4 separate regions of the Homo sapiens genome follow, and regions 2, 3 and 4 are each linked to region 1. Evidence: chromatin loops called from intact Hi-C (ENCODE). Cell type or tissue: heart left ventricle. All regions are shown on one strand. Each heading gives the region's core, and the rest is flanking DNA. Links, peaks and the distances in the headings are about the cores only. Region 1 overlaps RETREG1 (reticulophagy regulator 1). Region 2 overlaps BASP1-AS1 (BASP1 antisense RNA 1). Region 3 overlaps RETREG1 (reticulophagy regulator 1). Region 4 overlaps BASP1-AS1 (BASP1 antisense RNA 1).

The links. Hi-C counts contacts between places; a loop is a spot of excess contacts. Peaks named below come from ENCODE experiments on the same cell type or tissue, not always from the same donor. Only the 100,000 strongest peaks of a DNase experiment are listed, where the experiment ranks them.
Region 2: a loop joins it to region 1, with 5 times the contacts of the local background. A loop is called at or near these places in 50 of 110 quality-filtered maps.
Region 3: a loop joins it to region 1, with 8 times the contacts of the local background. A loop is called at or near these places in 79 of 110 quality-filtered maps.
Region 4: it touches region 1 in a loop (5-fold over the local background); 45 of 110 quality-filtered maps call a loop at or near these places.

The regions. Positions count from the first base shown.
Region 1 is chr5:16,486,356-16,492,077 of GRCh38, reverse strand. All of the region lies in intron 3 of RETREG1 (reticulophagy regulator 1), which reads left to right. Among named protein-coding and RNA genes, the nearest start is that of ZNF622, 23 kb to the right of the region's middle. In heart left ventricle, for the core only: a CTCF peak has its summit at 2,683; no DNase peak of the experiment used is centred there; H3K27ac peaks cover 1,068 bases.
Region 2 is chr5:17,186,870-17,192,591 of GRCh38, reverse strand. The region is part of intron 1 of BASP1-AS1 (BASP1 antisense RNA 1); the gene reads left to right. Among named protein-coding and RNA genes, the nearest start is that of BASP1-AS1, 28 kb to the left of the region's middle. RefSeq lists a silencer at 2,018-2,312. In heart left ventricle, for the core only: CTCF peaks have their summits at 1,929 (motif pointing right), 2,766 and 2,974 (motif pointing right); a DNase peak (open chromatin) is centred at 2,991.
Region 3 is chr5:16,544,905-16,550,626 of GRCh38, reverse strand. All of the region lies in intron 3 of RETREG1 (reticulophagy regulator 1), which reads left to right. Among named protein-coding and RNA genes, the nearest start is that of RETREG1-AS1, 68 kb to the left of the region's middle. In heart left ventricle, for the core only: a CTCF peak has its summit at 95 (motif pointing right); no DNase peak of the experiment used is centred there; H3K27ac peaks cover 3,782 bases.
Region 4 is chr5:17,200,843-17,206,564 of GRCh38, reverse strand. All of the region lies in intron 1 of BASP1-AS1 (BASP1 antisense RNA 1), which reads left to right. It also overlaps the pseudogene DCAF13P2. Among named protein-coding and RNA genes, the nearest start is that of BASP1-AS1, 14 kb to the left of the region's middle. RefSeq lists a silencer at 3,009-3,088. In heart left ventricle, for the core only: a CTCF peak has its summit at 3,036 (motif pointing right); no DNase peak of the experiment used is centred there; H3K27me3 peaks cover 3,015 bases.

The DNA of each region.
Region 1 (5,722 bases), core at 889-4,888:
GGCCCAGTTCTGTTCTCTACTGGTATCACAAATGCTGGTGGGCCATGTGGGAACAGTGCCCGCAGGAGATACTCATGGATCCAGGGATCCCCAAGTCACACATTAAGGCTCAAGTTTTGCCCGCAGAAATCTCATATGAAATACCGATTTTCAGTTCCAGAAAGTCTTGGAATATATGAAGCATCTTTCTTTCTTTCTTCCTTTCTTTCCTTTCTTTCGTAGAGACAGGGTCTTGCCATGTTGTCTAGGCTGGTCATGAACTCTGGGGATCAAGGGATACTCCCGCCTTTGTCTCCCAAAGTGCTGGGATTACAGGTGTGAGCCACTGTGCCTGGCCCGTATTTCCTAATTAGCTAATTTTGAAGGCATTTTAACTGCCCATTTGCAAGAAAGAACAAAACAAAACTCTTCCCTATAGATGACAGTTGTTTTCTAGATTTTTAATAGGACTTTTTGTCTATTATTTTGTATATTTTTATACATATGAGGGAATGCATGCTAATTATTACCAACACGTAATGTATAGAAACATTCGGATAAGTGAATTAAAAACATGGTGCCACCAAATAACCACTGTTAATTATTTTTGATATTTTCTTCTTTGGATGTTTACTGTTTATATTCATTCAGTATTTTTATGTGCCTCATAGATGTCAAGCTCTGTTAGCTACTGAAGACAGAGCACTGTCCAAGAATTCCTTCATGGGATTTAAAGTCTCATAGGGAGTCAGTGTTACAAATGTCATAAATTAATTGCAATTCATAGTTGCCCTGAAAGAACGTTACCAGATGCGACGGTCGTGGTCGGTAACCAGGAGATCTGCTGTGTTTCAAGCCCTTTTCAGCCTCAGTTTTCTCTTGGGTAAAATGGAGATAACCCTGCCTTGCAGGGTATCGTAATGGGATGGGGTCCTAGGGGGATCATGTGGAGGACATTGGGACAGTGCGGGCAGAGTGCTTAACATAGTGCCTGGCACACAGGGAGAGCTTAGCAGATAGTTGCCATGGTCATGGTTATTATGGGCACGTGTTGTAATTGAAGTTTGTGAAGTTGGGTTCATGATTATGGAATCACTTTGTGGGTACTAATTTAGGAACAGCTGGAGGGGTTCAGAGAGAAAATAAGAATCTAGATGCCTTAGGACCAAGGAGTTTCACCTGGGAACCAAAGCCGCTTTTTAACTATTTTGATTTCTATTTGTGTAGCTTGGCATTTAGGGATCCATAATCCTGCCTGTGGCACTGCCCTAATGTGCTTCCCTACTCATCTTTGCAATGGTCCCCATGTTCCAATCCGGAGAGTGTTTTTTCTGTATCTCGCCCCACATTAGGAGCATTCCCAGTTCTATGCATTACTTCCCTATTCCATTGTGGATTCATTCTGTGACCTTGAACAAGATAGCTAATGTATCTGGGCCTCAACTTTCTCAATCTGTTGAACAGGAATAATAAACAGTAGTTCACTCACAGGTTGGTTGTAAGGATTGAAGTAAGTAGTAAGTTTATAAGATAGTAAGTTTATAAGATGCTGTTCACTACCTGACCCCTGGTGAGTGTTAGCTATTCTTTTTTATGGTGCCTGTAACCCCCTTTATTTGAATTGTTAACAAACTGCCTTTGCTTGATTTATTATATAACCTAATTGCATCTTTCCTTTCTACTACAAATTGCCACCTAAATAAAACTGTCATAGTAATCTGTGTAATCTTATAACTCTTTTTTAATAGTTACGTTTATTCATAATTTAAGATATTTTAAACAATTTTCCATTGCTCCCACTGAAACATGGGACACTTTATTTTGTTTTACAAATGCCAGAAACCAGCTTAAGGCACAAGGGAACTGGCTCCAATTATGGGGGATGTCCATGGGTGGATTTGCTTTGCACCTTGCCTTTTGGGCCCAACAGGACCCAAGAACTCAAACCTGACTATCAGGATTCATTCATATTCTCTCCCTGCCTCCCATATACTTTCTCCCTCCCTCTCTTTTTCCATCTACTCCAGGTTTCCTATCTCTGGTTGGTAATTATCTCCTCAAATCTAAAGCTCAAGAAATATGTGAAAATATTTTAGCTTTGATATATTAAAAATATAATTTTTTGCTTTCAAAAATAACTGAGTTGTAAAAACACTTTTAAGTTCATTAGTATATGCTAAAACATTGTCCTGTAAAATGTACAATAGTGAAAAGATCTTACATTTAACAAGCTCTCCTCATATATCCAATCCCCAACATAGTTTTCAAATTCATGTATCTCCAATAGCCCTAGATACAATTAAATGCCATTTTTTAAAGGTGAGTTTCATGTATCACCAGTGTGTGTAGGCTTTGCATCATTCTTGGGTCACATGTACACTTTAACTTATTGGTTACAGGCTGTGCCTTAGTCAACCCTCAGTCCCAGAGCCAGGAATGGTGACAGTTAATGTACATTCACTGCATATTTATTAAAACGAACAGAAGTTAAATGATAATGAGATAGTATTTCTTCTATGCCAAGATTCATTTTGTTGCAGCATTATTTTTTCTAGTGCTCAAAGATACTATTGGTGAAAGGGATGAAACAGGCTGCTAGCACATGTTCTGTCTTACAGAATTACAATCTATTTTTAAAGAGCACAAGAGTGTCCTATTTCTTAGTCTTACAGAACCCCCTAATGGAGAATACTGTGTGCTGCATTCTGAAACTGCCAGCCAAGTGCATTAGAAATTCCATTATGCAGGCATTAAACTACACAAAGACAAATCTTATAATATTTAAACATTGTTTTGATAACTATATTTTTTAAGGGAACAAAGGTACATGATAATTTAAAAGATACACATAAAAGTAAAATAAGTGAACTGCTTCACATCCCAGTTTGACTGAGTTATTTTGTTCATAACAAAACTCACCACTTTGTATCCTACAGTTGGCGGTTGAATCACTTAAAATCAGTTTGATCCTTTTAAGGTCTGCTTTTTTTTTTTTTTTTTTTTTTTTTTTTTTTTTGAGACAGAATCTCGCTCTGTTGCCCAGGCTGGAGTGCAGTGGCGCTATCTCGGCTCATTGCAGCCCCTGCCTCCTGGGTTCAAGTGATTCTCCTGCCTCAGCCTCCTGAGTAGCTGGGACTACAGGCGCATGCCACCAGGCCTGGCTAATTTTTGTACTTTTAGTAGCGATGGGGTTTCACCGTGTTGGGCAAGATGGTCTCGATCTCCTGATCTCATGATCTGCCCACCTCGGCCTCCCAAAGTGCTGGGATTATAGGCGTGAGCCACCACGCCCGGCCTAAGGTCTGCTTTTAAGACTTGTTAGGACCAGAGCCGCATTTAGTTTAGGACTGATTATTCTCTGCTACTGAGGCAAGACCCTTCTGAGTATTCTACCCATGTCTGTGAATTTTGAAGTTTTTCGGTCTAGTTGGTGGGACTAGGTGTCATTCTTGGCCAAAGACACTGTTCCTTCTAGTCCTTTCTGATGGCTCTTTCCTGGCCTCCGGGCTCCTCACACGCCTGTGCCAGCAAAGCCTCAGCTGAAGACTCCAGGAATCCCCCACATCAGACCTCTCCCTTTATCTCCCTCTGTACTGTGCTCTACTCTCTGGCACTGGGTCCTGCAAACTCTGGCCCCTTGGATCTCCTTTTTGGACCCTCAGCAATGTCTCCTCAACTCAGGGAGTTGCCAGGTGGTACCTGGGTTGCTGCCCCTGCTCCCAGGCCAGGAAACACTCAAGGCAGCGAGCTGGGTGATCACATAACTCCCTTATTGGTTTCTCATCCCTTAGGAGTCACTGTCCTTCCTTGCCTAATGCCCAGAGTTTTGAAAATCGTTGTTGCATAGATTTTCTTTGTTTCAGGTGGGTTGGGTATATCAGCTCCCTCTCACACCGTCTTGCCCAGAAGCAGAAGTCTCCCTCCTCTTTATTTGTAGGACAGGAATTCAGTGTTACTTTATCAAGGGTATTTCTCACAGTGACTCTTAAGGTAAGACACACCTGCCTCAGCATCATCTAGGACACCTGTTAAAATGCAGATTTCTGAGCCTCACCCAGGCCTGCTCCATCTCCATCTCTTCAGTAAGGCCCACACAGCTGCTGCTTAAACAGTGCCCTGGGTGTCTCACAACTACAGCTGCAGGAACTGCATGAAGGGCTTATTTGGCCAGACCTCCCAATGTATATGGTAAATTGTATTCTAATAGGGACAGGGAGGAAGAAAGAAGGGATGTTGGTTTGAAATTCTACTGAGAAGCCAAAGCTCCTTTCTGTGGACAAAGTGAGTTTGCTTATCTAAGGAGCCATCTTTCCATGTTTTATTCCCTTAGAGTTTCACTGGCAGGTAAAACCAGAAATTCTTCAGCTGCTGAAAAAGGACTTTGCCCTGGCTTAGGCTTCTTTGATAAAGAATTGCTTGATTGGAGAATGGCCTTCATCAAAACACCTGACTAGTTTTTCCGTAAGAAGGAAAACTTAACCAGATGGCATCTGCTGGGGCTTTTTTGGGAGTCATTTACAGTTACAGATCCTTGAGCAAAGCCCATTTGATAGATGGCATGGCCATGTAGAGGCTGGGGCTTGTAGTGACTTCTCCCTGGGAACTACTTGAACTGGACTGGCTACGAGGATGGAAAGTTGGGGATGATGGTCATCGGGGGTGACTCTTAAATGGTCTTTATCTTGTGGCTGGAGTGTGTGGTGAGTTCACTCCTTAGTGAAGGCAAGAGTGTGAGAGAAAGCTGGAAGGCTGGCGAGAGGGAGGGGAGATGGATAGAAAGATGAACCAAAGAACCTATTTCCTTTTGAACTTGGAAAGTGCATGGTCTCTCTGAAACTAAGGAGGAAATATTAATAAAGCTACTGGTAATGAATTTTCTCCCTTAGTTGAGCGTCAGTCACAGAAGACTTGTATTGTTTGTTTAGGAACTTAGTACAAACTCAAAATGTTTTGAAGCCTTAGGTATTTTCATTTCCTTTTATGTTAGTTGGGCCTTATGTTGCATGGTGATCAGTGCCAAGGATGGTGGGAAGACAGCTACACACCATGGAAAAGATCTGTTCCCCAAGCCTTGCCCAGCATTCACAGGAGATCTTTTTTCTAGTTATGTGTTTTCCAAATAAGGCTCTCTGGGAAAACCTAGAGTTTCATTACGTAGCAACTCAGCGTGTGTATGTGTGTGTGTGCAGATGACACCTGTGTTAAACATCAACCAACCACTAAGCGTAGATCTTGGTTTCTGCTGAGTATTTGGATTCTGCACATGAAGTGCTCTGTTTTCCTGGAAAGGGTTGGTCCTGCATGATGGCACGTTGGTATTGGTCAATCACACCTCATCTCTTCTGGTTCTAGGAAGGAGTGAGGAACATGAAATGCTCCTTCTCATTCTGAATTGCCATGTGGTCTCTTCAAAGAATATCATTGAATGTATTCACCCTTTGAAGAGGGCACACATTTTAAAGGATCAGAACTGTATTGGAAACCCAGAGTCCTGGCCTTGGGTCTTGGCTCTGCCTCATACTAGCTGCAAAAAGTTGGATTTCACGTTCCTCACCTATAAAATAAGGGAATTTGAAAAGTTGACATCAAATGTCCCGTCTCATGACAAATTATCTAATTCTGTATAACCTAAATTGAACTGTGGTGACATAAATTAATGGTAAACTCACTGGAAGACTATAGAAATGTGAGTTCCTATGGTACTCAGAATTAATCACTGGGCAATTTAAAACTATTGTTAAAC
Region 2 (5,722 bases), core at 778-4,777, 700 kb before region 1:
ATTCAAACCAAGTCATGTTAGACCCGTTCTGGCTCTAAATGGCTATCTAAGGGTCTATAAATTTCCTCTGTGAGAGTGAGCATTCCTGAGCATTAGAATGCAATGTCTAGGGAGGCTTTGGAATCCTTCCTCTGAGGTTCTGAACATACGGGCACATTCCCATCTGTCTGGAATAATCATGTACTGTTCTGCACAAAATTAGGAGGATTAACCAGCAGACCCCTTGGGTCCTGTGGTTCCCAAGAGCCTCTCAGCTCTGACCTTCTCACGTGTTCTCTACCACAAACCGAGGCCAGCAGGGAACGAGTTCTGTAACTCAAGAGGGCAAAAGCTCTCCTAAAGCAACAATGTAGTCCTGAGTCCTGATTTCAAAGAAATAACTTAGTGGAGGCACTCTCCAAGTCACACCAGAGAACGTCAAAGTTCAGGGACAAAGTTCTCATATCAGTCCCCAAATGCCAGTCCACAGACAACTGCCAGTTCACAAGAAACTATTCTTTGCTTCGTGGTGAAATGAAAGAAAAGTAAGGACAGATGTGCGTGTGTATGTGTATATACATGCATATTCACATTATACCTTTTACATAAAATATTTTCTCCTGGGAAGAAATGTCCTTGCTTTTAAAATTATGTCTTGTCTTTTGTGTTAAAGCATTCTTTCTTTTATGAACCAGTGATGGTAGGTGATGGTAGCTGATGGTAGCTGTTTCATTATTCCTTTTTTTTTTTTTTTTCAGACGGAGTCTTGCTCCATCGCCCAGGCTGGAGTGCAGTGGCGCAATCCCGGCTCATTGCAACCTCTGCCTCCTGGGTTCAAGCGATTCTCCTGCCTCAGCCTCCTGAATAGCTGGAATTACAGCTGTGCACCACCACGCCCAGCTAATTTTTGTACTTTTAGTAGAGGCGGGGTTTTGGCATGTTGGCCAGGCTAGTCTCAAACTACTGACCTCAGGTGATCCACCCGCCTCGGCCTCCCAAAGTGCCAGGATTACAGGCATGAGCCACTGCACCCAGCCCGTTAGTAGTTTATTTTTAACGCTATTACAGGGAAAAAAGTTTGTTGTTTTTTAAATTGGGCATCTTTCTTTAATCCCCCATTAAAAGCTTTCTTTATTCCTTGGCTTCTTTGTAAAATCTCGAAGTCTGGGAATCTCTGTCATAGCTTTACAGTCACTTTCAAGGAGCTTTCAGAACCCTCCAAAGCTGGGCCCCACGTAAGACAATCCTGGCTCGAATCACTTGACTTTGCCACCCTGCAGACTCCTGAAGCTACAACACCAGGAAGTGAGGTGAGGACTTTCACCTGAACCCCAATTACATCCACAGTGAGAGGGAACATGCGGGCGGCTGGAGAGCCTATCTTCTCTGAATCATCTGGGGATAAAGTCACAGGCAGGAAAGCAACAAGCAGGTGGCCTTTATCTGGGGATTGGCCATTCCTCCCCACATACTTGCCACAAGCCCTCTAGAATGGAATAGATGTCAAACTCTTGCTGAATGAGTTCATATTCCTACCCTGCTTTTAAATGTTTAAGTCATAATCATCTTAGTTTTAAAGCCTCATTATTGCGGTATTTTTAGCATTCTAGTTTTCCAGATACATATATCATGTTACCAACCACAGTTTAAAAGCTCTTATGGCAACTTACTCATGCGCGCATTTTATTCTCTTTAAATTCTCTCCTAAGATGAGGAAAAGGGGGGTGTAGAAAATTTCCTCTGAACAATCAGAGGATTGTACATAGACACAATTTGGTCATGTATTGAAGTGAACCTTAGCTGGGGAAAAATTAAAACCTAACAAGAAACAAAAGAGGAACCTACTGTAGAAAACAATGAGTTTGTTCAAATGCATTCTTAACATTTCTGTGAGTACTAATCAACCATGAGAAACTTGTATAGCATAAAAGTGTCCACTAGGAGGCACTGCAGTCAAAGCACACAGAAATAGACCCAAAACCCTTAATTTATGTAAACTCACGTGTTTTTATTAATATTGTCAATAGTGAACTGTTTTTGCAAAATGAGAGGTCACTATTTTTCAGACCTGATTAGGAAAAATTGCACAAGGCACTTCTTGCTGAAGAAAAAAAATCCATTTTCTGGCAGCAGGAGTTAGCTGACTCGTGGCAATCCAGAGTTGGCCTCTTACTAAGGTCAATATGCATGTGCTCAGGAAACTTGAACCCACACAAGAATGTGAACCAAGACGGTCAGGCCAGAGATAACATGCGGGTCTTGTAAATGTCAAACTTTGCTTCCTCTGCTCAGCTGAAAACATCCTCTTCTCTTTCCCTTATCCTCCTCCCACCCTACCACTCCTGATGATATCCATAAACAAAAAAATTTTAATGACTCGTAGAAGCTTTAAAATAGGAGGACATTTAATTTCATAACGCATCTGCGGTCACAAGCTGACTGCAGCTGAGTGAAGATACAACCTTTAGCAGTGCTCCCTGACTACAGGTCAAGTGGATGCTCTCCTTGTGACTGTAGCAGATGGAGGAGGAAAGGTAAAGGTGAATGCAAGAGGCTAGAAACATACATTGTGATCCCTTTTTTAAAGCCTTTGATTTTTTAAGATTAAACTAACCCATTTTTTTAAGTATATGATTTGTTCATTAAACTACAAATACATGTCTTGGATTGCAAGCTGAAGAGCAACTGAGAGCTAGGAGAGGCATGATAAGACCCAGGAAAGAAACTACAGCAAGGCGCCCTCATGTCGCTTAGAATACAATGCAGGTCCCTGTAGCTCCTGCTCCCTGAGCCTCCTGGCACGCCTGTTAAACAACCACTGCCTTATTCACGCAGAGAACTTGCCATGCTGGGGTCGCCCAGGGAAAGTGAAGTTTTGGTCAGTGTTTTGGGTTGAATTGTATGTCTTCTCCGAAAAAATATGTTGAAGTCCTAACCCCTCTTTACATGCCAATGTGACATTATTGGAAGGAGGGTCTTTGCAGTTGTCCTCAAGTTAAACTTCGGCCACTAGGTGGCGCTCATCCAATGTGACTGCTGTCTTTATAAGGAGAGGAGATTTGAACACTGAGATGCAGAGACAGAACGCGGTGGGACGACAGAGGGAGAGAGGGGGGTGATGCGTCCACTAGCCAAGGAACACCAAGGACTGTTAGCAGCTGGGAGAGATGGAAGGAGCTCCGGAAGAAACCAGGCCTGCCCACACCTTGATTTCAGACTCCTGTTCTCCAGAATTGGAGAAAATAGATCTCTTGTTTTAGGTCACCCAGTTTGTAGTCCTTCATTATGGCAGCCCTAGGAAACTCATGACCAAATCTGGAAAAAGTAGGCCGGGCACGGAGGTTCACGCCTGTAATCCCAGCACTTTGGAAGGCCAAGGTGGGTGGATCACCTGAGGTCAGGAGTTCGAGACCAGCCTGGGCAACATGGCAAAACCCCGTCTCTACTAAAAATACAGAAATTAGCTGGGTGTGGTGGCGGGCGCCTGTAATCCCAGCTACTCAGAGCCTGAGACAGGAGAATCACTTGAACCCAGGAGACGGAGGTGGCAGTGAGCCAAGATCGTGCCACTGCACTCCAGCCTGCACAACAGAGCAAAACTCCATCTCAAAAAAAAAAAAAAAATGGAAAAAGTAGAATGGAATTCTGGGAATGATAATCAAGAGAGGTTCAACTGCTGAAGCACGAAGTTTTAAGGCTTTTTTTTTCTGTGTCTTCTCCTTTTCTTCCCTATTTTCCGGTCTACTCAACCCCGATATTCCAATTTCTCAATATGAAATATTATTTTTAGTTATCTTTAAACGCACAGCTGTTGGTGATTTCTGGAGACATGCCCATTTTTTCCAGTCCATTTTGTAGATCTCCTCAAATACCTAAAAACTTCACAGTCCAGTTGGCATTTTTAAAGCACTTTGCTCCTTTGAGTTGCTCAAATTATTTGACATAAATGTTCCCTTATTCATGTCAGTTTAAAGGAAAAGATAAGTACAGATCTTATTTTAAACCTCAGGAAATATACAGCAAAGTTAAGCATCTTATAGTAAATCACGTTGCCTTTCAGCGAGTGAGCAGAGCCTGGTGGACGGACTCCCAACTGCCTGTATAGTCTTTTTAAAGTATTATACAATTATATTTTATTCTTTATTACCCACCTACAAGACAAGAATGAATAAATCCTCCAAAATGGTGGTCACTCAAGAGTTGCCTTTTGGGGACCTTTCTCTTTTTTTTGATAGAAATGCCTCTGATATTTTGAGAATTCATAAAATCTCAAACAAAATGGAGCGAGTACCTTGTCATGTTCTAATTCTCCAGTAACCACAAGAATCTTCCTTCCTCTCCATTCCATTCTGAGAAAGAGCCACTTCACCTCTCAGAATGATGGGAAAGATAAGGCACAAGCCAAGCCAAATCTTCTCCCCCAAATTCCCTGGCTCTACACGTCCCTGGGACAGGAAGGTCTCAGCTCGCTGACTTGGGCATCCTCTGTGTGCCACAGGTGGGGGATCACCATAGAGAGCCCTCGGTCGGACTCCCTCTGCCCCTGGCATTCTGCCTCCCAAAGTTAAGTGTCATCTTAAAGATGGAGCCACACCAGGGAAAATTCCCTTATCCTTGCTGTGTTTCAGCAGAAGTGAAACAGACTGGAATTTCCAAAGCTACTAAAGAAAGGAGAAAGGGAAATCAAAGAACATCAAGAAAATTTAACAAGCCTAAAACTCAGAAGCACAGAAACATGGCTGAGCGTGTCCACCGCTCACAGGCCCTGTGCCACCCCTCCTCCAAGCTCACGGGCTTGGTTCACATGATCAAGACCACCCTGTGGCTTCCTTGCTTCCCAGCTACAGAGTCATGGCCACTGAAAAGTGCCACCTCACCTCCCTGCCAAGTCTGTGTCCTAGACAACTAACTCCCTGGATCAGGGGCATTACTGAACTAAGACCAAATCTCCAGATGAGAGAGAGATTATCAGATTCTTCACATGCGATCCAGCTTGTGGGAATGCGGGTGGGGTATAGGAAGTGGTTCAGCCCCATATGGATCCTTATAATGGAAGAATTATGAAAAATATAACCACAGAATAAACATGACAGTCACACAAGATGAGTCAGGTACACACCACAAACTGTGTAGGTCTCAGTGAAAGTAGACTATCTGGCTGAGGTTGGAGGGTCCTAGGCTAGTGCTACGGGGAGACAAGGACATGGTAGACAGGAAGGAGGTGACCCAGGCAGGGAGAAGGAGCAGATAGATTAGGAGGTTGTTGCCAGAAAGTGGGGCAGGCCTGTGGTAGAAATGCATGCCCCAGAGTTAAGGAAGCTGGGAACTGTCAGGAGCAGGTTGTGTGGTGCCAAAGAACACTGACATTTTTCAAATGGTGGGGGATTTGAAAAGGCAAGTGAGCAGCCCAAATGTGATCATAGTTAACGTCGACTGAGTTACACCAGAAATGTGCTAGACACTTCATATGGATCTTCTCATGTAATCCTCACAACAACCCCATGCTATAGAAGTACTGCCGTCCACATTTTATAGAAGAGTTAACAAGCCTTCAAAAAAGTAACTTGACCAAAGTCTCACAGACTAGTGAGTACAAAACCGAAATTAGAACCCACATCATTGGATATTGAAGCCGGAGCACTTAACGCTATATATGCGCACACACACGAGCACACGTGCACGCACACGTGCACACACACACATACACACACACACATCTTAAATATCAAGGACTCTACAGAGC
Region 3 (5,722 bases), core at 1-4,000, 59 kb before region 1:
TGAAGGGGAAGAAGCATGCAGCAGGGCTGGATGGCTTTTGTCCACCAGGCAGTGTTTTCTGCATGCAGCCTGGCAGCTTGCAGTAGAGTCTGATCTGCCACAAGGGGGCAGAGTTATGTCTGGGGGACAGGTGGACTGGCAGATGATGGGCGTGGCTCATCATCCATAAATATTGGAAAATTGACGATAGCATTAAGTAACTGCAGATGCTGTAATGGCAGCTGGGGAAGTTGAATTCTAGGCACCATCAGTACCTCCAGCAGTGAGAGCATTGCTTCTAAGGGAGGAACCCAAGAATGTGCCCTTAATTTGACATTTAAATCATATTTCCTTTAACGCTTTTTTTTTTTTAAATTTTAAAGAGGAGGGACTATGCAGAAGGAAGGAAGTCGACATTATTATTTAGAGGTATTTGGCAAAAAGAGGAAAAGATACATGGTGTAGTATCCTCACTGGGGTGTCATGGTGTAGTATCCTCACTGGGGTGTATTGCATTATTACTCACGTGCTGTTTATTAGTTCTGTTGAAGGTTATTCTTACTTGTGCCTGTTTTTAATACCTGAACAACTGGGAGAGAGGACTTATAATCCTGCAGTCATTTGGCTTGTATTCTTGGAGAGTATTTTTAAACTATAACATTCAGAGCCATCTCATGTCACTTTAACGCCCGAGCAGTACTTTCACTATTTACTTCTCCTGGACTACAGACCTCAGATTTTGCATCATATTTTCACGAACACAGAAAATACATGTTCTAGATTGTTTTTGATGTTTTCCTTATTTTGGGGGGCCAGTTATTACAATCTTTATTAAAATGAGTGATATTTTCAATCATGACTCAGGAGTCATCTGCTGTGGCACGAAAACTGAATTCCATAGCTTATTAAGCTGAACATCCTCAAGTCAGAACTGCTGTTTATGTTGAATAAATTGCACATTTAAATACTTTTGTTCCCCTGGGGCTAAGTTTGGATGAAATAATCTTGCTTCCAAGGGATTTTAATGGATGTATCATGCTTGGAATATATAATGAAGACTCAGTAATTGAGAGAATGTCTAAATGGAACAGAAACTTTATTTTTAAATTGAGAAATAGGCCTGAAACTGATCTAGGGGGTCAAAGTAGGACTATCCCAAGTTTTTATTAAACAGGAATAGAAAAGCCCACCTTTCTCCACAGTTTTACTTATATTAATATATGAGCGGTTCAATAAATACATAGGTGATTGAGATGGACCATTTCTACTTCCCTAGTGGAAATAGGGGGGGAAGTGATCCCAGTTTGAGGAGTTTGTTTGTGCTCTCTGTGTAGAGCACTTAGAAAGTTAGCTACACATTGCTTATAAATTCGTCTTGTTCTTTGATGAAGGCATGACAGTCCTCCAACAGTGAAGGAATACACAGCTTGTAATAAATGAATTTCCTCAAGCTGGTTAGAATATGGGATCGATAATTTTATCAGTATCAGAAAGGTAGCTAAATTCAAGAGAAAGCTTTTCCTCTAAATACTGCCAACTGATTTCTGGAATAGAAAAAAAGCTCTTCTCTGGCAAGCAAGTGATTTTGAGAAATAGGGTGAGGCCAGTGAGAAGATGATGAGGCTGCTTGGACAGGGCTTTCAGCTCTGCTACTGTGTCAGTGACACTGCTGGTACTCACCACCTAGATTTTGCATGGCCTCTTGGCCTGGGATTCTCTTGATTTTAGTCTGCTCAGGCAGCCGTAACAGAATACCATAGATTGGGTGGCTTAAATAACAGATATTTATTTCTCACAGTTCTGCTAAGCAGTCCTGCTCACGCTCCCCTCACCACCCTGGTGTCTGATTGATTATGGCTCCTCATTTATGTTATAGAAGGAGAGAATCCAGACAAAATAGTAAGGTGTATCTGTTTAAAATATTTTCAGTCAAGAAGGTTATAACAGTATTCTCAAGATCCTTTACATTTTTCTTAATCAGCTGTTCATGGGAAACCAAACAGAAACCACATTAATAATGAATACATTATGACTCCCTCATTTGTTGTACTTTTCTTTTTATTGTGTAAGGACTGAGTATGGCCAGGTATGGCTAGGTTACAGTAAACAAGCATAAAATCTCGGTGTCATACAATGCACATTTATTTCTTGCTTATGTTTCTGTGGATCAACTGGGGTTCAGCTGGTTTAGGCTGGACTTGGCTTTAAGATTTGGGTTGCATCCAAGCTTACTCCACAGTCTTTCAGCCTCATTGGACCAGAGGCTACTTAAAGTGTGTTATTCTCATGGACAAAGGCAGGAGGGGCATAAGAGCACAAACCCAGTAACTCAGGTACATTTCACGCCTCCACCTGCTGATAACCAGGAGGCCTAAGCAAGTCACATGGCCAAGTCCAAAGCCAAGAAGGGAAAAATACCTTTGGCCACACAAGGCCATGGTGAGAGTATGGACGTATAACACTACTATAAGAGAGTAAAGAAATGAGTCTTATAATTTAATCTGATATGAATTTTTTTACATTATTAGGTAGGAATTCTTTATTTCATAGAGTTGTGTGTTTTTATTTTGTATTTAGTGTCTTTCAAAGCTCTTGAGAATAGTTTTTGATGTGTAGATATATATATATTTATGTACTTATAGGATATAAGCTTATAAGTCCAATCTCCCCATTTATTTTTAAAGATGGCTACTTTAAATACGTTCTTCTAACCCTCAGTGTTTTGTTGGTGTTGCTTGAATTTTTTTTACCATAATTATTAATTTTATCCAGCATTAATTTCAAAGAATGTACTCAATACCTGATTATTTCTCCCTCTTTCAAAACCAGAACAGTTTTACCCACTAATAACATCAGATTATAAAATTGTTGGCAGATTTGACGTTAAAATGTTATATGTGTGCGTGTTCACATATTCAGAGCTAAAGGGGTTTGTAAAACCTGCCGTTACATGACTGAACACATCATGTACCTTTATATTTATAGAAGGGCCTCATTGTACACATTGAAAGGGGAACTTGGAAGAATCAGATATATTCTTTGGCAAAGTCTCACGCCTGTTTCTGCAGCCTAAATCAATGCTACTGAAACATAAGTTATTTATTTTTGGGCCATAAATTAAATTCCCATTGTTGCTAATACTCATGGTTTTCAACAAAAGTTAAGAGCGCCAACAGTTCCAGGCTCTGCGGGAAGATGGTTGAAAGGGAATGTGGAATGTACCAAAGGTTTTATTTTTATTTGGAAGAAACCAAATACCCCTGTTTTCTGTTCAGGAGTTCATTAGTCATCTATGTTTTCCTCGGATAAAATAGCTCTTATCTTGGGCCTGACTCTGAAATTCTTCCCTTGAATTTCTTGTGATATTTGTAATGGTATGAAACACTTTGGTTGTGAGTAGAGAAAGGAGGTGACACTTTCCACAGTCACCCTGTCGGTCTCTGACAAAGCTGCTGTTTTAGATTCCTGCTTAAACTTTGGGGCCACCTTCCCTGTGGGTGTCTTGAGCTGTAGACTTCCATTGTTTATTAAATACCTGCTCTGCAGAAGGCAGACCCTGCCGGACCTATAGAACGGTCCCTCGCATTGTGTCAAGATTTTGTTGTATTTCCGTTGATGTCAGAACATGGGGAAAAGGTCTCTGATATCAGAGAGGTGGTAGAAATAACAAGAGAGTTGTCCATGGTTGGGCTTTGAAGCTGTGGAATTCACCTTTGAAGTAACTCTAAAGAGATTCTGTTGCTATTTGCTCTACATAAAGAGAGAGTCTGTGCCACCAGAATAAAAATAGCTGTAAGTATTACATCATCATCAGAAGTTTTCATTGGTTCATCAGGCCATGAAGGGAACAAGTCCATGGTGATATTTAGATAGATTTCTGTTTTGCTCATTGAAATGATGATTTTAAGACAAAGCAGGAAAAAAGGTAGGAGGGGGAGGGATGACTGAAGAAGGCCACCACATTTATTTTGTACACACTGATTAATATTTCAAAATTGGAATCTGGCACCAATTTTTATTTGTATTTAATCAGCACCCTATTTTATTCCTGTTTTCTAACCACCTGTTATAAGCATGTGTCTCCTATTTCTACTATCACAGCATCTTTGGGGCAACATGTTGCTTCTAATGACTTACTCTTTTCTAAAGTCAGACATTTATCTCAATAATATAAAATTTTGGCCCAGTGCATTGGCTCGTGCCTGTAATCCCAGCACTTTGGGAGGCCAAGGCAGGAGGATGGCTTGAGGCCAGGAGTCCCAGACCAGCCTGGGCAACATAGCAAGGCCAAGTTGCTACAAAAAACGAAAAATTAGCTGGGCATGGTGGTACACCGCCTGTGGTTCCAGCTGCTTGGGAGGCTGGGGTGGGAGGATCACTCAAGCCCAGGAATTTGAGGCTGCAGTGAGCTGTGTTTATGTCAGTGTACTCCAGCCTAGGCAACAGAGACAGACCCTGTGTAAGAAAAAAAAAAGATATAAAATTTCAAGATTTGTGCAGTGGAAAAACAGATAGACCAAAGGAAATTGTTTTCTTTTTCATGTTTGTTTCTTTCTTGGGATTTCAATCATTGTATCTCACCTCTTTGCTTTATATGACTGGTGCAGGCATAAAATCGGGATTCTCTCATGGAAAGGGAAAGGGTTTAGCTCACATCTGCACGGCATGCTGCCTCTTGTAACCCAGCACTGCCTCCCATCCAGCATGCCTTCTCCTTCCCTAGCTACCTAGAGTGACTGTGCTCAGTGCCCTGGAGGAGAAGCATCCTGGACACATGGAACGGTGGCTCTGAAGAGCTAATTTACCCTTCTTTCTGAGGAAGCTTCTGTGCTGACAACAGACAGAAATGCCCTCGGTCTAGCATCAACAAAGGAGGAATTATTATTTGGACTTGGGGCATCTTATGGAAGCTGAGAGAAAGAAATGCTAGGAACAGGAACCAAGACGTTCCCAGGAACAGAAGCAACTTAAAGCCTCCTAGGAATCAAAGGAAGCTGACAGGGAGCTTGGAGTCAAGTGAGGGGCACCCAGGGAAGGGGAGGATAGTGGATGCTGCTGCTGCTGCTGCTGCTAAACTGTGAATTAACTGTCCTCTCTTAGTGCTTAGTATTTGCCAGGCACTGTGCTGAATGCTTTCTGCGTATTACCTAATTTATCCTCAAGACAATTCCATGAGGCAGGAATTAGCAGCCCCCTTTCAAAGACAAGGACACCAAAGCTTCCTTAAGGGACTTGGCCAGACTGATGGGTTTCACTCCTGCCTCTCTCCCCCTCTAACACCAATGGGCTTCACCTCAGCATTCTACCATATCCCATATCAAACAGTGCATATCTTTCCCCAGCTCATAGCTTCTTAAACAGTATTTAGGAAAATAAAGGTATGGTTAGGAATTTCAAACAAGAATTTTAAAATGTTTTCATCACATTGCAAGAATGAGGAAGCAAGCAGAATTTGAGGATTGGAGCTGGAAGAGCTTGTAGGGGAACCCGAGCTGGAAGTAGCCCTGATTCACAGGACTCTCCACATACTGGAGAGGTGAGCTGTGCTTTTGCAATTGAAATGTGTTGCTTTGCTGTTATTCAAAGCTTATTTTTAATTGATTTGAAGCCTGCTTTCCTCTCAAAATAAGGCTGTATTTTTAGTAAAATGTATTTTCATATGTTGTCACATAAGCTAATTGTTTTCTTGGCATACATTTTGTTCCTATTTGTAAAAGAGTAAAACCTTAGGAGATAATGTGGC
Region 4 (5,722 bases), core at 825-4,824, 710 kb before region 1:
GCCCAGGCTGGTCTCAAACTCCTCAGGTGATCCTCCTGCCTTGGGCTCCCAAAGTGCTGGGATTACAGGCATGAGCCACGGCACCTGGCCAACATATTTTTTTAAGAACAGTTGAAAACTAAGTTTAAGCACAGAGTCCATGCCTTCAGAAATACAGAGTCTGATAGAGATGCTGATAATCTAGAGCAGAAGTCAGCAAAATTTTTCATAAAGGGTCAAATAGTGAATATATTTTGCTTTGAAAGCCATGAGATTTCTGTTGACACTACCCACCACTGCCACTGTATCAGGATGCAGCCACAGACAATGTGTCAACAAATGGACATGGCTATGTTCCAATAAAACTTTATTTACATAACACCTAGCAGGTCACTCTTGACACAAGGGAAGCAGTTTGCCCATTCCTGATCTGTATCATTAATAATTTGCTTCTGCTAAAATCACTCCTAAACTATAATAATGTGAGTTTGAAGGTTCCTTTCAAATAACTCAAATTGCTTTAATATGTATTATCTTATCTACCTTAGGAAATTATCTGGGAGCAACAAATAAATGGAGAAAAAAGAGTTCTCTAATTTTTTAACATGTCATATACAGAATTTCATGTGAATATTTCCACATTCTCAAATCATTATTTTTTCTTTTCACTAAGGTTAACTCTGTACATTCTTTCATGTATTTAAATACATTTCATTGTTTTTTTCATCCACTCAAAACATTTATGACATAAGGTGATGACATTTGAATTTAATCCCAATTTCCATTAGGAGAGGCTTATACTCCCTTCTGAGGTTTATTTTATTTTAATCTCATGAATTTCACAATATCCTAGTAATTGAAATATAGCTTGAAATATCTGCCAATGTAATCTGGAATTATCTCCTTGTAGAGAAGCAAAATGGGGGGAAGAAAGCAAGTAATGTCAGTCAACTAAAAGGCATAGAGATAAAAGGAAATGAAATAGGAAGCAGAATAAATGCCAGGTTTAGTGCACGACATTTTTCTGAATGGGACATTTTTTAACATTCTACAATATAATACTTTTACCTCATGATATAGGATAGCAGATGAATCCTGGCTAAATGAATAGATGCAGATGTATTTTCAGTTATCTTAGATTAATTCCTGAAGACTGCAGTTTAATAATTCTGAGTCTGAATTTCATTTTTATTATATCACTACATGTTGAGAACCCTTCAAAAGTTTGTCTAGTTCAATTCTAAAATTCAACTGAGGCTGGGCACAGTGGCTCATGCCTGTAATCTCAGCACTTTGGGAGACCGAGGCGGGCAGATCACCTGAGGTCAGGAGATCGAGACCAGCCTGATCAACATGGTGATACCCTGTCTGTACTAAAAATACAAAAATTAGCCAGGCGTGGTAGTGCATACCTGTAGTCCCAGCTACTTGAGAGGCTGAGGCAGGAGAATCACTGGAATCCAGGGGCAGAAGTTGCAGTGAGCAGAGATCGCACCACTGCACTGAAGCCTGGGTGACAGAGCGAGATTCCATCTCAAAAAAAATTAAATTAAATTAAATTCAGTTGAAACAACAATGTTTTGAAAAGCTTTTTAAAACACTCTTTAAAATTTAGAACTGAAAGAAACCATGTCCAAAAATACACAGCCAAGTCCCCTCCCACATTCGGGGTAGGTATTGATAACCAATCAATATCAATCAATCAAAGCATTCTTTCTGTGGCTAAAAAGTATTTCGTAATACTATGCCCCAGATTCTACTGCCAGTTAATCTGATCTCACCCCAAAGCTGATATGTCATTGTCATCTGCACTGTAGTCCAATTTCTTCATGTTATAAATTGAAAATCTAAGACATATTGAGGTTAAAGGATCTTCTCAGTGCCAAAGATGCTGCTCCAGTCAGTTCAACGCCTTTCTGCTTCTGTTTTTGCAATACCAGATTGCCCCTACACCAGGAGGGGATGGGGTGGCCACTATGGCAACATGAATTTTAAACATATGCAAACTAAACATAATTTGAGTCACCTACTAAACACTGGAAACGATTCCTGAGTGCTGGGAATTCAGCAACAAACAGGGCAGACGCAAGGCTTGCAGGCATAAGAGGTAAAAAGAATAAGGTCACTCCAGATAGTGCTTCCTCTCAGGAGGGGCCGCTTTCTAATGAACGCTTGTGGAAGGTGTGTAGGAGGAGGAGAGCTGAGCCATGAGAGCCAGCCCTGCGATCATGAGGAGAGGATGGTAGTGGGTACAGGGTGCCGCTAGTTGAGAGCCACAAAGGCTTGCTGGAAGGAGGCAAGGGCAGCAGTCTGCTGTGTTCAGTGCTGAGAGATAGAGTGGGGTGAGGACCCAGGGGCGCTTTGGGGATGGGAGTGGTGTGTGGCGCTGGCTGGACAGGTTCCAGGGGAGTGGTGGTAACAGATGCCCTGGGCTAAGGTGAGTGGAGGGGAATGGAGACAGTGAACACAGACGAAACTTTCCAGAAGTTTTATTGATTGTGACAGGAAGCAGAGAAATGCAGCATTAGCTAGAGAGAATTTTGGATTAAGGAAAAGGTTTTGTAATGAAGGCTTTTGAGAGCGTGTGTATATGCTGATAGGTATACAAGGGCCAGGGAGCTGAATGTTGGAGGAAGAGGAGCCAGATACAGATGCAAAGTCCTTGAGTCCTTGAGTCCTTGAAAAGGCAAGGTGTGTTTGGGTGCAGGGAATAGAAACAGGAAAGGGATGGGCTTTATAGGAACAGGGGTATTTTGCCTACCTACAGAATGAAGAATGATAGGGAAGAGGGGCTCCCATGTAGGTAGGCTATTAGGTTAAGAGGCTGATGAAGGTGGGATACGTTTCCAAATACTAACTTAGATACACATGTTCTTATGCTATGAGACATAAACTCCAGAATAGTGTGGCTCCTAGTCCATTTCATTCACTGCTGTAAGCTCAGAGCCTAGAACAGAGCGTGGTGACTGTGACATTAGACACTCAATAAGTATGTGTGGAAGCAAAGGCACTGCAGAGCCCTGGTTTTGCCAGTCTGGTTTTCCAAATAACCACAAGGTGGCAGGCTTGTTCAAAAAAAAACAGTATCGCTTACTTGGCTAATTTCTACTGTGTAATAAGTAATAAGCCCAGTATGACTTTTAAGTGAATTTTTTTTTTTCTAGATGGAATCTCGCTCTGCCGCCAGGCTGGACTGAAGTGGCGCAATCTCGGCTCACTGAAACCTCTGCCTCCTGGGTTCAAGCGATTCTCCTGCCTCAGCCTCCCGAGTATCTGGGACTACAGGCACGTGCCACCACGCCCAGCTAATTTTTGTATTTTCAGTAGAGACGGGGTTTCACCAAGTTGGCCAGGATGGTCTTGATCTCTTGACCTTGTGATCCACCCGCCTTGGCCTCCTAAAGTCCTGGGATTACAGGTGTGAGCCACCGCGCCCGGCCAGGATTAGTTCTTTGTTCATCCCAAATGTTTACTTGCTGTCCACATGTGGCAAAAACAGCTTCTTTCCAGTGATGATCAGTCCCAGTGTCCGCCGCCTTCTTAATACCATATGCAAAAGGACTTCCCCTTCTCCATAGCCTGAGCCCTCCAATTCCCACTGCTTCACAGTCCTGTCATCACCAACAGTAAAAAAAAAAGAACTCCCAGCCGGGCGCGGTGGCTCACGCCTGTAATCCCAGCACTTTGGGAGGCGAAGGCAGGCAGATCACGAGCTCAGAAGATCGAGACCCTCCTGGCTAACACGGTTAAACCCCATCTGTGCTAAAAATACAAAAAATTAGCCGGGCGTGGTGGCGGGCGCCTGTAGTCCCAGCTACTCGGGATGGTGAGGCAGGAGAATGGCATGAACCCGGGAGGCAGAGCTTGCAGTGAGCCGAGATCGCGCCACTGCCCTCCAGCCTGGGCGACAGAGCGAGACTCCGTCTCAAAAAAAAAATTAAAAAATAAGAAAAGTCCCACAAAAGTGAGGACATATTCCTCGTACAAAGCCTTCATGTGCTTGTATTGTACGGACACATTTCCGTTGAGTCAGGTTCCAGATTCTAACCTCTCCATCACATGGCCCAGAAAGGACAGGAGCCAGGCTCCTTGGATGCTTTGCCAAGCAATTGACTCCGTCTCAGTGACCATTCAGGGAAAAAGGAATGGTTTTGCAAATACTCTTTCCAGTTTGACAGCATTTAAAGCTCTTAAGTATTCTCGTGGGACCGCAGAAGGATGTAGGGTAGGATCATAGTTTCTGGGAAGTCTGTAAATCCAACTTGCTTTCACAGACATAGTTATCCGGGTTCCAGCTCAGCATCTTCACCTTCCTCTTGGTTGTTCTTCCCGCCAAACTCCACGAGCTTTTCATTCCGGGTTCCTATTTTCTCGTAGAAATGATTTCCCCTGAAAATAACAATACTTACTGCCTCTCAGCTATTTCTTACATTTGGCAAATTTCAAAGTCACATGAGAAATGTAAAACACTAGAGAATCCCCCATATGAAACAGGATCTTCTCTGAGATCACCTAAGGTGTCTGGACTCTTGATTTTAGAATCTGAATTTCATTTGTATAAGTCAGATAAGATTCCATCGGCTGTTTTTGTTTTGCTCTTTTTTTGTTTTTTGTTTTGTTTTGTTTTGTTTTTGTTTTTTTAGACACGGTCTCACTCTGTTGCCAGGCTGGAGTGCAGTGGTGCGATCTCGGCTCACTGCAACCTCCGCCTCCCGGGGTTCAAGTGACTCTCCTGCCTCAGCCTCCTGAGTAGCTGAGACTACAGGCATGCGCCACCACGCCTGGCTAACTTTTGTAATTTTTGGTAGAGACAGAGTTTCACCATGTTGTCCAGGCAGGTCTCCTGACCTCAACCAATCCGCCAGCCTCAGCCTCCCAAAGTGCTGGGATTACAGGCGTGAGCCACCGCACCCAGCCTTAGATTGGCTCTTTTGAAAAGAAATCTCTTGGTGTTTTTCCTTATAGAGAATTTCTTAATATTTTTTTCCCCTAACTACACCCTGGGATATTGAAAATTCAGGTGAAAATTAATTTTTGTTCTTTTTTTAAAATTGGCATATAGGCCGGGGGGTGGTGGCTCACGCCTATATGCCGGGCTCCCAAAGTGGCTCAGCACTTTTGAAGGCTGAGGCGGATGGATCACCTGAGGTCAGGAGTTCAAGACCAGACTGGCCAATATGGTGAAACCCCATCTCTACTAAAAATACAAAAATCAGCTGGGTGTGGTGGTGGGCGCCTATAATCCTAGCTACTCGGGGGGCTGAGGCATGAGAATCGCTTGAACCCAGGAGGCGGAGGTTGCAGTGAGCTGAGACTGCACCACTGCACTGCAGCCTGGATGACAGAGCTAGACTCTGACTCAAAAAAAAAAGTGATATATAGGGTTTGATTCTGATGCTTCTGTGTGATTATGTCCCTGACACTGTATTTTTGTTCTGTTTTGCTTTGCTTGCATTTGAATTAGATAAAATCTATATAGTCTTTTAGGTGTTCAAATCAATTGCTTCCTTTATAGAGTTTGAGAATTGGACGCCATCCTTACCCTGCTTCATTTTCCTCACCAGTAGAGTGGGAGAATAGCAGTATCTATCTGTGGGGGGTTGTATTACCCAAAACATTTGTTGCCCCTCCCTGGTGGAGGACTGTGCTTTCCCCATCCACTGATGTCGCACGTGGCCATGGGATTTGAGATGCCCTTCCAAGTAGTAGGATAAAACCTCCCTGGCCCATTGAGGTCAGGAGG